Linked DNA regions of Homo sapiens: region 2 is linked to region 1. A link is a contact called in ENCODE Hi-C or POLR2A ChIA-PET data. All regions are on one chromosome and are shown on one strand. Each heading gives the region's core, a stretch centred on a gene start or an enhancer-like site at or near the end of the contact. The rest is flanking DNA. Distances are from core to core; before and after follow the strand shown. Region 1 overlaps JMJD1C (jumonji domain containing 1C). Region 2 has its middle 18 kb from the start of NRBF2.

What was found. Hi-C counts contacts between places; a loop is a spot of excess contacts on that map. ChIA-PET counts read pairs that join two places held with the same protein, here RNA polymerase II (POLR2A). Pooled maps may share reads with other maps.
Region 2: a loop to region 1 is called in a map of gastrocnemius medialis, with 4 times the contacts of the local background. The contact joins two enhancer-like sites. A Hi-C loop is called at or near these places in 1 of 168 maps with a recorded cell type or tissue (gastrocnemius medialis) and 3 of 50 pooled maps. POLR2A ChIA-PET finds 5 or more read pairs at or near these places in 2 of 52 experiments (A549 and activated CD8-positive, alpha-beta memory T cell).

Annotation. Positions count from the first base shown.
Region 1 is chr10:63,262,027-63,267,472 of GRCh38, reverse strand. It overlaps JMJD1C (jumonji domain containing 1C), which reads left to right. Exons shown (of 26, transcript NM_032776.3): 3 at 2,709-2,822. Among named protein-coding and RNA genes, the nearest start is that of MIR1296, 110 kb to the left of the region's middle. Within about 2 kb of position 2,197, at least 24 of the 41 ENCODE cell types and tissues checked have a DNase peak (open chromatin) inside an H3K27ac peak, as active enhancers do; they include gastrocnemius medialis, where a contact is called at or near this core.
Region 2 is chr10:63,112,784-63,118,229 of GRCh38, reverse strand. No RefSeq gene overlaps it. Among named protein-coding and RNA genes, the nearest start is that of NRBF2, 18 kb to the left of the region's middle. Within about 2 kb of position 2,274, at least 21 of the 41 ENCODE cell types and tissues checked have a DNase peak (open chromatin) inside an H3K27ac peak, as active enhancers do; they include gastrocnemius medialis, where a contact is called at or near this core.

The DNA.
Region 1 (5,446 bases), core at 948-3,447:
TATTTACTACAAATTTCATCATACCAGCTGTAGGACCCATTTGTTTTTATTTAAATATGTTTTTTATTATTTTTAAACTTATAATGTTCCTTTGAAATGTACTAGACTAATACAAAAATTAGCAATACTTAACATGGTTGTTTTGCCAGTTAAAAAAACCGGGGTGTATTTTAATATCACTTCATATGTTGTTTGCCTTTCATTTTTCCTTAAAGTAGAGCAGTCACACATATTCACTGTTTCTCATTTAATAAATATTGAAACATTTCTTTTAACAAATACTATAAAAGTATTTATCAGCACTTTTTATTTGCTATTTAAGAAGCATGATATACTTTGGACTTCCACTTGTAAATGATTATAAGTACTCATGTCCTTGTAAGAGTATTCAAATTTGATCATTGTCAGCTAGTTTTCTTAGATTTCTGGTAGCCAAATTTTACTTGGCTTTCAATGAGACATCTTAAAACGTGAGAATTTTTTTAGCTTAGAAATCCTTTTTTCAAATTAACTTAGAATAATTTAAATCATTGGTCGGCTTGTTGAAATTTACCCTTAGAACTCTGGCCTACCTTGAAAAGGAGAGCTCTCTTCAGAAGAATGTTTTTCATATTATAAAATGACTAGGTCTCATAGGAAATGCAAGCCACCTGTATTATTTGCGTAAGAAAGAGGCACTCCAGAAGGAGAACTTTACTTCTTTTTCAAATCCTACTTAATTGAATTGTATCTTTAGCCACTTAGATAATACCTTTTGTGGACCTTTTTGTTAACCTTCATGAGTTGACCTGATATGGTACTGTTTGAAAAGAAATAGATCATTTGATAATGTTCAAGGATTAAAAGTCCTCTTGAGAAGATGCCAGTGTTTTCTAGTTTACTTAAAAACTAAACTGACAGAGATATAATATGAAAAAACATTTTTTACAGTAGGGATCAGCCGAATATCCCTGTTTATGTTACATATTTCATGTCAATTGGTCACGTAGTGGTGGACACTTTTAAAGCCTAAATACAATAAATGCTCTTGAATTTCTTACAAACTTTTTGTCACTTAAGTAAAATAATAAATAGGATTTTATGAAATCCTATAGGATTTTATGTAATTGAAAAGTGTTAAATGATAACAGTAGAAGGAAATAGCTAAATAATGTGAGGATTTTCTATTTTGAAAATGTGATTTCTCACCCAAATAATAGTAATTTTGATAAATAATAGAGTGCTTAAAAGGTTAGCCTAGGATATGGGAGAGAGGATATTACTGTGACTAGATTTTCTGATCTTAAATATCGAAAATAAGTGAGAATATAAGAGAGTTTTTCCTGTTTTTTAATTAAGAAAATATTATTTGTAACTTCATGATGTAGATAGCATAGAAATAAGACTTGCTTAAATTTAATATTAAATTTTTAACTTTGAAACATTGTTACAGATTGCAGTGAGTCAACCTGAAATTCCTCTTAGGAATTTCTTAAATATAGAAATTAACTCCTTAAAAGCCACTCCAAACCAAACATCTTGAAGTTTTTCCCTGGAGTATGTTTATTGTTATTAACAAAATGTTATATATTTTTTAAGACAGAATAAGAGAAAGGGGAAACACAATGATTTTGAAATGCCTGGTAATTTGTACTGTCTATGCCAAAATCTTTGTTTTGTGTGGAAATATTAACACAAATTACCCTGTAGCTAGAAAGATTTCTCCATGTGATATAGGTAACTTAGAAATTGAGTTGATTATTAATTCTGTTTTCCGAACTTTTTTCCAGTTAAAAAATTTTTTTATAGTAAAGCAGCTGTGTTTTTAAAATGGTGGAATTTTGTTTTCATTTTCAAGTTTTTAGAACAGTACCATGAATATAAGACACTTGTATTTTATTTAATCTTCATCTACTTTGAAAGTGAGTGTGATAGTCATAAAGAAATTTATACATTGTATCCCTGTTTCCTTCCTCTTCCTACCCTGGCTCTGTCCCTGTCATCCCCACCCAAGATACGAGTTAAATCTCATATGTTAAAGGTATCTTCTTAAAGGAATCAAATGACCTTGGATTGACTTTTTTTAAAAGAAGTAGTGGAGATTTGGACTTGACTGCAAAGTAGAGTTTTGTGTAGTACTTCTTACCGGACTCTCTCTACTCCCTTCCTCCATGCTTCTCTCACCGAAGCTGCGGGATTTTTATCTGTGCTTGGTGCAGGGGCGGGGGTGGGAGTGCAAGGGGTGGAGTTAAAAGACCAGATACTTCCTGATCATTTAAAATCCTGCTTAATGTGAATGAGCTAGACAAAAAGTGTACATTGAAATAATAACTACTCTCTTTAATAAGAAATAATACAGTTAAAAAAAAAAGGTGGGGGTAAATAGCTCTACAACCCAGTTTACTGTTTCAAAAGCAATTTCTCTTTTTAAGCAGACATTTTTACACACATGCATATTTTATTACATCCCTTTTTAAAAGTAAACAGTTGGGACTTAGTATACTCAAATATGCCCATATCACATGTAGATCTAGTTTGTTTCTTTTAAATAAACACAGATACCTTATGGTGTAGATAAAAGCATTAGTTTATAATATGAAAATTAATATTAGGTACCCTAAGACTCTGTAGTGATAATGACATTGATACATTGTATTGGTGTGTGTTCCTTCATAATTTCAGGATACTACCCAGAAAATTATCATTAGAAATTTTTTTTTTCTTGGCAGACTTTCAAACCTCTGGTTGAAAGAAATATACCCAGTTCAGTCACTGCAGTAGAATTCCTTGTAGATAAGCAACTGGATTTTTTAACTGAAGATAGTGCCTTTCAGCCCTACCAGGTAAGAAATTTTAGATTACTTTTTAAAATTAAAGGTTAATTAAACTTTATTGATATTCAGACATTCTTTAAACAATATTCTTTAAATATCATTTCATCTAACTTCTAGTTGTGTGAAAAACCCAATGAATGCAGTCAGTTGATTTTGCTTATAGGATAAACGATTTATTAATTCAATTAACAATATATACTGAGAACCTACTATGAGCCAGGCAGTGTTCTGTTGCAAGGAATACAGAAGTAAACAAAATAAAGTATCTGACATTCTAAATAATCATTATTAGAAAATAATTGGTTAAATATTAGTATAAATTGTCTTCAATGCTAAACGTTAAGAATTGGGTAAATTAATATAATTAAATGAGATTAGTGTTTATGTATACCTATCAGTTTAGCATAATAGTTCTTTTTTTAAAGGGGAAATTTTTTTAGATTGTCAGTAATTGAATGATTTTATATATAAATTTCAGTTCTCCATTATTGCAATTTAAATACAAATACATTTAATTAGGAAAACATTTTCCAGTTGACTATTAGCTTTTAATTATGTGAAGAAACTCATCAAAAGTATTAAGCTAAATATTTTTTAAGATTGTTGAAATTACCAGTTAATTTTTTCAGGTATAAGTAAAGCTCACAGAATTGTGTGTGTGTGTGTGTGTGTGTGTGTGTGTGTGTGTGTGTGTGTGTGTATGTGTATTTTTTTTTTTTTTTTTTTCCGTGATGGAGTCTCACTCTTTCACCCAGGCTGGAATGCAGTGGCACGTTCTTGGTTCACTGCAACTTCCGCCTCCTGGGTTCAAGCAATGCTCCTGCCTCAGCCTCCAGAGCAGCTGGGATGACAGGCACACACCACCACGCCCAGCTAATTTTTGTATTTTTAATAGAGATGGGGTTTCACAATGTTGGCCAGACTGGTCTCGAACTCCTGACCTCAAGTGGTCTGCCCGCCTCGGCCTCCCAAAGTGCTGGGATTACAGGCGTGAGCCACCACACCTGGCCTTCATTTGTATATTTAGAGTTTAGGTTGAATTAAATGGATATATTATAGATTTCTTTTTACTCAGATGTTTTAAAATAATACAGTAATTGCATGGAAAGAAAGGATGAGTGAACCAGTTTAAATTTTTTCTAATGGAGTAAAAAGTTAATACTATTTTATTTCAGACTTGTTACTGTTTTTCAAAAATAAAATGTAGAGCTATTATTTCCATGGAGAGAACAAGAGCTTGTGTTAATGAGCAGTTATTTGTTGTGCATGGATTTGTAATACTTAGGGAATTAGAATAGTTCTCTTAGGTCCACCAAAATGAGATGTTAGTTCATTTAGTGTAAACATTATTTCATGTTTTGAAGTCTATATAGATGTGCTCTTGTCTTTCCACTTGATTTTTCTTGTTTCTTTAAAGGACCTAGTTTTTTTGTATTGTTAGCTTTTGTTCTTTGTTTATAATATTTATTTCATAGCAAATCCCAATTTAATAGTGGAGGTGTTGGAGCTTTTCCCTGGGGTTTTATTTTGTTAATTGTGAATACCATTTAGTTTACTACAGACCTTATCATTTCATTTCCCCCAGTCAGTTAGAGGGAGTTAGAGTAGGTGAATCTAGGTGAAATCAAAGGAACCTTCCAAATCTTAATGTTTTAATTCTGTGGTTGTATTATTAGCACTTTTGGAACCAAGTTTCAGCTTGGATTTGGTTTAGAGAAGTGAAATCGTTATGTAGAAATTACTTTTAAAAATAAACTCTTGCCAGGTGGCCTAAAACTCGACATGTTTTTGAAAATTACAATGATTGAAAGAATATGCTGGGGGAGAGTGGGGGGGGTACCCTAACTTTTTTTAAAACAGTTTGAGAGGCATAAGAGCTAAAGTCTTAACGCAGTTTAGTGAATTGTATGTTTGTCTCTGTTAGTAAGCTATTTAATCTGCTCTGCTAGTGTATATACTAAGTCACCCTCTGGCCTAGAAGGATGCCATATCTTCCAGAAGTGAAGTGATTGACTTGACATTTTAACCATTGTGTTTCTGAAAAATGTGAATTCCGAGTTCAAAGAAATCAGTAGGAATTAACATGAGAGCACTTGATTTGGGATCTAGCATACCTTAGTTTTAGAATTTCTTACGAATTTTAGACTAAGTGCTGGTTTATAGCAGAGCTTTTCTATGTGCATTTTTTATAGTTAGGGTTTTTAAATAAGATCAGGTTATAAATATAAAAATATTTTCTCCCATGTGTAAATGATAGACATTTATCTTATTTTGAATGAAAATTTACTACAGATACCTAAGATGGTTAAATTTATTTATTTAAATAAATCTTATGAAATACAGAAATGTTCTAGAAAGAAGAAAAAAAAATTTAGAGTTCGTGTAATTACAATGGCTCTATACCAGATTGATTGTTTTCTAACCAGTTGTCCAAGCAGTACATTAAATTCCTTAGCTTCTTAAAATGGCAGCTGTTACTGGCATAAATTTTGTAAATAGTGCCTTGACCTATCTCAACCTTAGGGTAACCCTCTGTAAGTCAAGGGGAGTTTGGGTACACTTGAATAAGCTTTTTAATTGAGCTTATTTCTTTCTCACTTTTTAAAATTTCATGAGGCAGTTTCTTAATATGG
Region 2 (5,446 bases), core at 1,025-3,524, 150 kb after region 1:
AGGTACAGAACATAGAACTCTAAATTAGAGAATCCTCCATTACAGGAGGTTATGTGAAGATAGCAGCAAGACAAATGAAGATAAGTAAATCTGAAAATTATCTTCCTGCCAGTCGTTAGCCATGAGACCATTAGAAATTTTAAAAAGGGCTAAGCATGGTGGCTCACACCTGCAATTCCAGCATTTTGGGAGGCCAAGATGGGAAGACTGCTTGAACCCGGGAGTTTGAGGGTGCGGTGAGCTATAATTGGGCCACTGCACTCCAGCCTGGGTGACAGAGCCAGAAACTGTCTCTAAAAAGTAAATAAATAAATTACAAAAAGAACAAGGGCAGAAGCAGCCCAGGAGGCACCAGCAACAGCTTCTCCACTCACAAGAGCTTCAGGCACCATCCCACCATAAAAGATTCTAGGACATTTCACCATTGGAATTGGGAAGCTGCTCTACAAACTAGTTCAGATTCTGCAAGTAAGATATCCAGCAGGATAGGCTCTTTCTTAAGCTACTGCAAAGCCAACACTACTACAAGACAGAACTGTGGCCCCACTACCTGGTAGAGAGAGGGACATGATGTCTAAGACAATAGAGGGCAGCAACCTGGGGGCTCTCTGGAGACAGCAGAGGGTAGCCAGGGGCTAGAGATCATTGTATCGGGATATGAGAACAGTGAGGTAGATGGTAATCTTTGAAACTGAGCCTGTTAAAGAAGAACTAGAGCAGGAAGCTACCATAGGGATCTGGACTTGGGGGAGTATCTTTTTTTTTTTTTTTGAGACGGAGTCTTGCTCTGTCTCCCAGGCTGGAGTGCAGTGGTGCGATCTCGGCTCACCGCAAGCTCCACCTCCTGGGTTCACGCTATTCTTCTGCCTCAGCCTCCTGAGTAGCTGGGACTACAGGCGCCCTCCACCGCGCTGGGCTAATTTTTTTTTTTTTTTGTATTTTTAGTAGAGACGGGGTTTCACCATGTTATCCAGGATGGTCTCGATCTCTTGACCTCATGATCCACCTGCCTTGGCCTCCCAAAGTGCTGGGATTACAGGCGTGAGCCACCGCACCAGGGCTTTTTTTTTTTGTTTTGTTTTTTTAAAAAGGGTCTCACTCTGTCACCCAGGCTGGAATGCTATGGCACAATGTTGGCTCACTGATAACGCGACCACCTGGGCTCAAGTGATCCTCCCATCTCAGCCTCCAAGTAGCTGGGACTACAGGCTTGTGCTATCATTCCTGGCTAATTTTTGTATCTTTTTTGGTAAAGATGGGTTTTTGCCATGTTGCCTAGGCTGGTCTTGAACTCCTGAGCTCAAGCAATCTGCCCATCTCGGCCTCCCAATGTGCTGGGATTACAGGTATGAGTCACCATGCCTGGCCTGTTTCCCTTTTTATATATGCACAAGAGTGATATAGGGTAAAAATATGCCCAAGTCTGAAGAACCAACCCCTTTCATTATATATAAAATAAAAATACTAAGTGGCAAAAACAAGGGCTTAACTTCAGAGAAAAAAAAAAAAAAAACAGTTTGCCAGCAGAGCCAGCATGTAAGCAATGGCCATCTTTCCTGTACTTAATAGGTGTGAGGGCCCATCATCCTTCTGCGTCATTCCCTGATATGAAAGGATCTGATAAGTCCTTCCCCATTTCCAACTTCATCATGAACAAAAGGGAAGACTGCCTTTAACTTTAAACAGAAACTAACTACAGTATAGTTTAGTTGTTTATTTTTAAGACTGGTGTTGACTAGTAAGCCCCATTTTGCTTCGGGCTGATTCAAGTGTTTTTTGAACAATTAAATTATTCTGTTTCCTGAAACTTTCAAATTATCCCTATTTCCCAATATTAATGGTTTGACTTTGTACTGTATAATACTTTGCACGTTTCCAAGCACTTACATGTACATTCCCTCTTTCAATTCTAACGGGCTCAAATTAGGGACTTGTCCAATGTCATAAAATTAATAAATGGCTGAGCTAGGTCTTGAATCTAGCTCTGTCTGGTTATAAACCCAGTTATTTTTCCACGACAAGCAGCTAAATATCTACCAGAATGACTGGATGTTGGTAATAATAGAAATAGAGGGTAACCCACTGCAATTACATTTGTTATTTTTGGTTTTCCTAGGTTCACAGTCCTGAGTACTAAGAGGTTCAGGCTAAAAAGAGAGTCGCTATTGTTAGTGACTCTATTCTCCTCCAGGGTATTTTCCAAGAACTATTCACAAACTAGACTGGGCAGGAACTGGCCATGTGAGAAGGGGGAGGGTAGCTGTGAGGTCAGCAGGCTCTAACTCCTCGGACTCTGAGCCAACTTGTCCAGTTGCTTCAGCCTGAGCCAGGGTGAACAAAGCCAAGTTAGGCAGGAGTCAGGCATTCTATTCAACCAAGTTCAATAGAGGAGAGTCCAAGGAAAGCAGAATTTCAGGGTAGTTTTTTATTCAGTAAGCTGACATTTGGGAAACGGCAGTCAAATAAATGCAGAAAGGCAATGATTCAATCGACTTTGTACTAAGTTAGTGTTTCTCAAAAAAGGAAGCTGAAGCGAACCCTCCAGAATCCTAATGTCCTTGGACCACTCAGCTTCTGGTGCACCAGTAGTGCTGCCTTTTTTCTATCTATAAAATATAACTTCAGCTGGGTGCTGTGGCTCACACCTGTAATCCCAGCACTTGGGAGGCCAAGGCAGGTGGATCACAAGGTCAAGAGATCAAGACCATCCTGGCCAACATGGTGAAACCCTGTCTCTACTAAAAATACAAAAATTAGCTGGGCGTGATGGCACGTGCCTGTAGTCCCAGCTTCTCAGGAGGCTGAGGCAGGAGAATCGCTTGAACCCGGGTGGCAGAGATTGCAGTGAGCCAAGATAGTGCCACCACACTCCAGCCTGGCGAATTTATATATATATATATATATATATATAACTTACCTGTTGATCTATGCTGGGTTGGACACAAGGGAAATCCCTTTTACCTACATTTTCTTTCCAGGCACTTCAGGACACTAAGACATCCTAATCAAATCCTTTCCATCCACTGTATTCACTACCCCCAATTATACAGACCTCAAACTTCCAGTTCCACCTCTTCCTCTGACCCTTTGACGGAAAATGCTAGTCAATCTGGACTTTATTTCAAATAGAGTGGTCACATACTGGGAAGGGATCAAGGGAATCATGAGATATTAGAAGATGGTAGAGTATCATGGCCTTAAGTAAAGGTCAGTGAGAGGACACTTAGAAATGATCTAAATCATAAGGCATAAATTCAGCAACTGCTCTTAAGTTTTCTTTCCTTTTCTTTTTATTTTTTTGAGACAGAGCCTCTCTCTGTCCCCCTGGCCGGAGTGCAATGGTGTGATCTCGGCCCACTGCAACTTCTGCCTCCCAGGTTCAAGCGATTCTCCTGCCTCAGCCCCCTGAGTAGCTGGGATTACAGGTGCCTGCCACCATGCCCATCTAATTTTTGGATTTTTAGAAGAGGTGGAGTTTCACCATGTTGGCCAGGCTGGTCTCAAACTCCTGACCTCAAGTGATCTGCCTTCCTCGACCTTCCAAAGTGCTGGGATTACAGGTGTGAGCTACCGTGCCAGGCCTCTGCTATTAAATTTTCTAAGAGAAATTTGCCTCCAGCCTCCTTTTAAAAGTATTTTCCACAGTTGCCAAGATTCTTCAATCCACTGTTAATCTATTTTGTTTCTCCTGTGTTCCATGCTGCCTGCTGCTGTCCCTCCTAAATGATACTAGCACAGAAGATATGTGTTTGACATCTTGGGAAGCCATATGAGGGCTTCAGGAAAGGGAAGGGTCAAGCCAAACAGCACAGGAAAAATAAGAATTTTACCATGAATTGAATTTTCTACCTTTCATTTTCACTGTATTCTTTATTTCTGTGGTGGTCTTTTAAAATATTTTCTCCACTCTTCTGTGGAAGGAAGGAAGGAAGAAAAAGAAAATATGACAAATACCTTTTACCTCTACCCTGACATGTTTTCATCATACGCTGTTGACACTCAGTCCAGAAGCAACTACGGGAAGAATGATGCAACCTCAGATGTTAGGACATCAGGACTGTGGCCAAAGAATTTTCACAACATACATGGAGCCTGGCCAGGCTTCAGCTTTGGCTAGACACAGGTTATTCTACACTGAGTTCTCCCTTGTCATTTCTAAAATCTGCAGGGCTCTGACTTTCCCAGCATGATTGCCATATATATCACAGGCTTTTTTTTTTCATTTTTTTCCAGTTCAGGGTTTTGGGGAAGGGAGCAAAGTAATTAGAGAAATGGACCAATTGGAGCCGGGCGCGGTGGCTCATGCCTGTAATCCCAGCACTTTGGGAGGCCAAGGCAGGAGGATCACGAGGTCAGGAGATCGAGACCATCCTGGCTAACACAGTGAAACCCTGTCTCTACTAAAAAAATACAAAAAAAATTAGCCGGGCGTGGTGGCGGGTGCCTGTAGTCCCAGCTACTCAGGAGGCTGAGGCAGAAGAATGGCGTGAACCTGGGAGGCAGAGCTTGCAGTGAGCCGAGATCGTGCCACTGCACTCCAGCTTGGGTGACGGAGCGAGAGAGCGAGACTCTGTCTCAAAAAAAAAAAAAAAAAAAAAAAAAAAAGAAGAGAGAGAAATGGACCAATTGGAAAAGTTTTGGTCACAATATTGAAATAATTTGCAGAAACCTCTAGACTTCTTCCATCATCATGGAGCAAATATTCTTGGCTGGCTTTAACAGGATGTTTACTTTGTAAACGTATAAATAATTAATCCTTTTTTTTTGTTGTTTTTTTGGGACAGAATCTCGCTCTGTCACCCAGGCTGTAGTGCAGTGGCGAGATCTCAGCTCACTGCAACCTCCATCTCCCAGGTTCAAGCGATTCTCCTGCCTCAGCCTCCCTAGTAGCTGGGATTACAGGTGCGTGCCACCATGCCTGGCTAATTTTTGGATTTTTAGTAGAGAAGGGGTTTCACCATGTTGGCCAGGCTGGTCTCAAACTCCTGGCCTCAAGTAATCTGCCTGCCTTGGCCTCCCAAAGTGCTGGGGTTACAGGTGTGAGCCACTGCACCTGGCTTAATCCCTTTTTGGATAGGTGCCTTCTCATTAATGACTTACATTCTTCCCCTTTTCTTATGAACCTTACCGCACAGATTTGAATAAATTATAATCCTTGGTTCATGACCAATTGTCATCAGTGGTTCATGCATGGTACCTTTTGTTTGTAGTTAATTTGATTTACAATGTAATGAATATCCACCACTACTCCAAAACAAAGCTGATGTGAACATTCCTGTACATGTTTTCCTGAGTTCATGTGCATGCATTTAGCTAAACACTTATATAGGCTAGAATTGCTGCATCAAGGATTATGCATATGTTTGGCTTTAGCAGAGATCGCCAAACAGTTTTTCAAAATACACTACCACCAGCAGTGAATTAAAATGCCACTTGCTTTAAAAGG